Regions from separate parts of the Homo sapiens genome. Here region 1 is linked to region 2. A link is a contact called in ENCODE Hi-C or POLR2A ChIA-PET data. All regions are on one chromosome and are shown on one strand. Each heading gives the region's core, a stretch centred on a gene start or an enhancer-like site at or near the end of the contact. The rest is flanking DNA. Distances are from core to core; before and after follow the strand shown.

Region 1 (3,106 bases), core at 521-3,020, 130 kb before region 2:
TGTTTTATTGACCACTGACATTTCCTCTTCTATGAACTGCCTGTTTAATGGTGTTTGCTCATTTGTACTCATCTTTTTCTTTTCTTTTCTTTTCTTTTTTGAGATGTAGTCTCGCTCTGTTGCCCAGGCTGGAGTGCAATGGCACAATCTTGGCTCACTGCAACCTCCGCCTCCTAGGTTCAAGTGATTCTCCTACCTCAGCCTCCTGAGTAGCTGGGACTACAGGCATGTGCTACCATACTCGGCTAATTTTTGTACTGTTAGTAGAGACGGGGTTTCACATGTTGGCCAGGCTGGTCTCAAACTCCTAACCTCAGGTGATCCACCTGTCTCTGCCTCCCAAAGTGCTGGGATTACAGGTGTGAGCCACTGCACTCAGCTAGTTTTACATTTTTAAAAATAGATATCATTTTCCTTATTTTTAGGAAGTTGAGTGGCTTATGTATTTAGTCCCTTATCTTGATTCAGTCTATCTAGGTCATTTTACAAAATCCTGATTCAGTCTAACCACGTCATTTAAACAAATATTTAGCTCCTCTTTGCCAAATGATTTGGACCCCTGAAATAACGATATAAGAATTTCAGGCCAGGTGCGGTGGCTCATGCCTGTAATCCCAGCACTTTGGAAGGCCGAGGTGGGTGGATCACATGAGGTCAAGAGTTCGAGACCAGCCTGGCCAACATGGTGAAACCCCATCTCTACTAAAAAAAAAAATACAAAAATTAATCTGGCATGGTGGCAGGCGCCTTTAAGCCCACCTACTCGGGAAGCTGAGGCAGGAGAATCCCTTGAACCTGGGAGGCGGAGGTTTCAGTGTGCTGAGATCACGACATTGCACTCTAGCCTGGGCAACAGAGCAAAAACTCCCGTCTCAAAAAAAAAAAAAAAATTTAAAAAATAGTTCTAAAATTACCTAGTCTAGGATAGGCACTGAGTTAGGACCTTCATATCTGTTATTCCTTTTATTTTCAGAAAAATTTGAAAGGTATCACCCTAGTTTTACAGAAGAGTGAACTTTGGTCAGAAACATTAAGTAACTTACTCAAGGTCCCTCATAAACAGCAGGGTTGCGCTTGGAATCCTGATCTGTCTCTAACTTCTCATTTGCAGATAAAGAAACTGAGGCCAAAGTACACAACTAATTTGCCAGCGTAACAGGTAATTAGGAGCCACACAGCTCCCTTTCACATTTTCTTTCTATTATTTCATGGTTAGAAGTTACATAATTTCCACTGATATTAATACGTAACCATTTTTTTGTTGTTGTCGTTTTGTTAGTATTGTGTGTGAGATCGAGGTGGGTGGGCAGATGAGTTAAATATTATTAATCCAATTTAAAATAGATTCCAGATATACACAGCCTTTAGCTGACGAGAATATCATCCCTATAATCTGATAAAGCTCAAGTGACATCATCCTGGCTAGTATAAACTTTAACATTTTTAATGCGAATAGTCTATGAAAACCACAGATTTCTTAATCAAGCTCATTTTTGTGTTTCCAACTCTGCCTTTTCAGCCTGCAAACAAAATGCTCTTCCCCCACACCCACTGCTGTTTTCTACTTTTCTTATGATTAAAAAAAATATTTCCCTTGGTAACCATTTTCCCTGGTTACTTTCTTGGCTGATTTTCTGCACAAAGAACTGAAAGGCATTTATCCCCAAGGGAGGCAGTTATTTTAGATTTTACTAAGAAGTTCAGCAAATACTTTTCAACATTCCCTTCTGTCCTTTCTTTGTTTTTAAAGAAAGCTCTGATTTTGTTTCATTTTCAGCTGGAGACTTAAATGACACCAAGCAAAGCCTACTTAGTTTAGATCTCCAGGTAAAAAAGTTTTAAATTTTAAGTTTCTACTTAGCATGTGGAATGGTTTTAATATTTGGGTATTTTATTTCACAACTGTTTAACTCTTGAGTAAATTAGCTCGTTACTAATAGATTTTTAAAGTTCAAAGTATGCATTATTCTGTTTGTTTTTTTCACGATGTACTTCCCAAGTATTTCAGACCTTGTATACTTAGTATTAAATTATTTTTATATGTTTAGGTGGAATTATGTGTTCAATAGAAGTATAAATTGGTTTGAAAATATTATTAATTTTTAAGTCCTAAAAGAACATAAATAATTCAAAATATTTTTCATTTTAAATCTGTTGAATGAAGTGAAAATAGATAATAGACATCTCATGACTTCATGTAGAATTTTAAAATTCTAAATTAATATTTTTAAAGTTTACTTAAGATAACTGGTAAGAAATTTTAAATGAAGAAAAATAAGTTAATCAAGGTTTATAAATAATATTTAATGTTGGGATAAACACAGTAAGTGCTAGAAGGAAAAAAATTACTTGATAAAAATGATACTATGATTGGAATCCCAGAAAATTTACCTCTAGGAGGCAAACACTCAATTACGAAGTTGTTTATGAAAGCAAATATTAAGTGCAAAGCAAAATTCTGTATATCAATGAAAATAATGAGGGCCTAAGCATTAATAGTAAAATTAGTATTGAGAGACCATTTCCTAAAATGTATTTAAACACTGTAGTGAGACTGTTTAGATACTGATTTTGTCAAAATTCAAATAGCTCTGTAAGTTTATTTCTGTGCCTATCTATTTAGATTTCTGGGTAAGTAAAAGTGAGTCAATTTGGGGGAAAAAAAGAAAGAGAGGTAGTTTCCAGAATGAGGATACTGGGAGAGAGGGGTGTGCTCAGAATGGCCACAGCTGGCACATTCACACTCCTAAGCACTCAATCAGGCAATGCCCCATAAGTGAGTGCTTTCAGGATGCCTCAGGACAGCAGGATGCCTGAGACCCTCATGAGAGTTTAACTCTAGAGCCTCGAGGTCTAGGCCCTGACTCCTCACAACAGGATGGAAGGTCTGCACATACAATTGTTAATGCAAGAAAATTTCAATGTATACATTTCATGCATTGCAGAGCACTTATGATATCCATCAGAGCACACTTGCCATGCCACTCAGCAAATTCTAGTTTCACTTTGTCTCTCAGTTCAGGTTTTCATATTGCTTTCCCCTGCTGTTGTTGTTATTCCCTTCCAACATACTACTTTGCTCTCTGAATTGACTTTTATGATTTCA
Region 2 (3,018 bases), core at 348-2,847:
AAGGGGAGCACGTGATGATCCCCTTGCCTAGAATACCTCATCACCTGCGCTTACCCTCCTCTCCTATCCTCTCTATAGAAGTCAGTTTGGGTGCAGTCTCCTTGACTCCCAGTCAGTTTGTGGCTTCTCCCAGGTTATCACAGAACTCTGCATATTTCTGTGTAGCAAGCCCTACCATGGATTCTAGTTGCTTGTTTGCTGCTTTTCCTGCTGACTTAGAGGCTATAAATCTTCCTTGAGGGAAGAAACTGAAGTTTGCTTATCTGAGCTTACGTGTCTGAAGTCCTGGCACAGAATTGGCGCTCAATAAACTTTTATTAAATGAGTGAATGCTAATAACATTGTATTCACTGGTCATAACTTTTCAAGGAAAGTTGTTCTTCACAAAATAATTTTCTGTAGTACAAAGCATCAAAGTGTACCATTAATGAAACTATGAATCTCTAAGATTCTCTAAATTTGGACATATGGTATCTATCCAGCTTACTTCTCAATATCTTGTTAACTTGCCACACAATACAAAACAAATCAATGTCTGTTGTTTCATTATTATATATTTCAAAGTATTTAAAAAAGTTTTACTGTATCCTTGAAGCCATAAAACCAACAATTTATATCAACTCAAGCCAGACAATATCACAATTAAATTTAAGATAATTCACATTCAAATAAAAACTTCAGTGCTCAAGTCTTAGTTTATTTAAGCTTTGATTTGAAAGGTTCTAAAACAATTTTGTCTAGAAAAGAAAACAAATTGTTATTCTTTCATTTTCTATTTTAATAAAATATATATCCATATTTGTTAAATTTTTAGCTTAAAGGAGAAAAGTTAATTTGATTGGTAAAAGCACCAAGGAGGAATTTTTTAAAAGTGACTCTTTAAAAAAATCTTCAAAGTTGCTTGTATGGTATCTACAATGCCACTTTAATTTTTAAAAGCCAATTTCAATATTAAAGTAATTTTATAAAGTTTCCTTCATTCAGCAAACAAAAGTATCTTTTACTATCAACCTCAAAAACTATAAATCAAATTTACTTTTAAAAAGCTAATTTTTATGCATCAGTTTTTCTTATATGTAACTAAAATAAAGGGGAGAAAAAATCCAAATGACAAAACTATCAAATAATTTGTGCTAAAACTAATTTTTACACTGGAAAAATATATTACACTGGCTATATATTAATTATGGTATTAGGGCAATATTTTTAATCCTCATAAAATTAACAACATGGACTATGTTGTCATTTGGTGTCCTATTTCATTCAAAAAGCAGATTGTTTGATCTCCTGGGAAATCACCAAAATGAAAAGGATGACTTTAAAACTATATCATTTTTCATAAACTAATATTCACCAAAACATGAATGTTTATTACACAATAATAAAATCACACAAGTTTATAGTCAAATTAGTTGAAGCAGACTGAGTGCAGCAGTTACAACAAATAACTTAAGCACAGTTCTCTAGTACAACACACTGCATTTCACCCTAGAGAAAGAATGCTGGCAAAGATCTCTACCACATGGAAACTGTTCTTAAAGCTGCTGGGCCCTGAAATTTTACTCAGCAGTTTGAAATCAAGACATAGCTTTTCTCATTCACCCTCCCACTTGGGGCTAATGCACAGACATGAACATCTATTGAGGAAAACCACAAAAAACTTCAAAACAGCTACAACGGTAGGCTTACTTTTCATATATTATTTTAAATATTGTTTGTTAAAGTGCGACTGACTCATCTAATAGTCTTAATAAATGTAAAGGCCATCTCTGGTTTAAGTTTCAGTTACCTCAATTAATTTTTAAGAAGTACTTATGTATATCATCGCATAAATTTAACATCCACGCAGGCAAGAATAGGGTGCTGCAGAAGTCACAAATCCATTATCTTCTTCATTTTCAACCTCTGGATTTTTGACAAACTGGCATCTATAATGCAGCATCAGCAACTCTTGAGTGATTCTGTTTGAAGTTACTTAAGAAAAAGTCTGAAATGTGTACCCACCAGAGAAAATCCATTGATGAGCCTAAAGGAATCCTTTCTATTACATTCCTCAAAGTTCTTTGATTAAAGTTCGGTATTTCCTCTAGCCTGCAATACTATTCTTTCAGTTTTCTTAGCTTAAATTAAAAATACAATACTATTAACTAAAAATTATGATCACCTATTAAAATTACAAAACTAAGAAAATTAAAAACGTATGGCTTTTCCTATATTCTGTACCACCTAAAGGTGTTAATGACTACTTTTCATAATGTTAAATTTAAGTTTTAAAACTTTTCTTGGAACTTGTTTCTGTTCATACCAATATAAATCAAGAGTTCTTATAAAGTAGCTAAGTGGAAATATGATATTTTTAACTCACATGAGACAGGATCTTGGGACTTTATTTTAACTATTTATACTACAGGTATCCTAAGAATATTTCAATTAAATATTAGTATGTCTGCTGAAGGCACTTAATTATTAAGAAACTTAAAATTATCAATCTTTCTTGAATTTCTGATAGAGAAGTAAAACTATTTTCCAAAACTATTTTTCAGAATGTTCACTGATACATAAAAACTGCTAGCATCTAATTAAAGATCACTAAGGGTTAAATACTGTTCTCTGGCCCTTACTGCGCACACCCTGCCAAAACATCCTCTAAGCTTTTAAATATTGCTTCGATGGTCTGAATTTTTATTTCCAGGGAAAAAGAGAGTTTTGTCCCACAGTCAGCAGGCCACTAGTTTATTAACTTCCAGTCACCTTGATTTTTGCTAAAATGAAGACTCTGCAGTCTACACTTCTCCTGTTACTGCTTGTGCCTCTGATAAAGCCAGCACCACCAACCCAGCAGGACTCACGCATTATCTATGATTATGGAACAGATAATTTTGAAGAATCCATATTTAGCCAAGATTATGAGGATAAATACCTGGATGGAAAAAATATTAAGGTACTTTATTTCTATTCTAAATTTAGCTTCTAAAATACTGCCCATTTAAATGCATGTTTTTGCTTTTCCTGAATGTG

Evidence for each region. A loop is a pair of places that touch in the nucleus more often than their neighbours do. ChIA-PET counts read pairs that join two places held with the same protein, here RNA polymerase II (POLR2A). Pooled maps may share reads with other maps.
Region 1: a loop to region 2 is called in a map of ascending aorta, with 1.9 times the contacts of the local background. The contact joins the promoter of ECM2 here to the promoter of OGN in region 2. A Hi-C loop is called at or near these places in 1 of 168 maps with a recorded cell type or tissue (ascending aorta) and 6 of 50 pooled maps. POLR2A ChIA-PET finds 5 or more read pairs at or near these places in 1 of 52 experiments (HEK293).

What each region holds. Positions count from the first base shown.
Region 1 is chr9:92,534,654-92,537,759 of GRCh38, reverse strand. It overlaps ECM2 (extracellular matrix protein 2), which reads left to right and starts at 1,770. Exons shown (of 10, transcript NM_001393.4): 1 at 1,770-1,827. All of the region lies in intron 5 of CENPP (centromere protein P), which reads right to left.
Region 2 is chr9:92,403,157-92,406,174 of GRCh38, reverse strand. OGN (osteoglycin) reads left to right here and starts at 1,597. Exons shown (of 7, transcript NM_014057.5): 1 at 1,597-1,679; 2 at 2,693-2,941. The coding sequence starts at 2,768. The region is part of intron 5 of CENPP (centromere protein P); the gene reads right to left.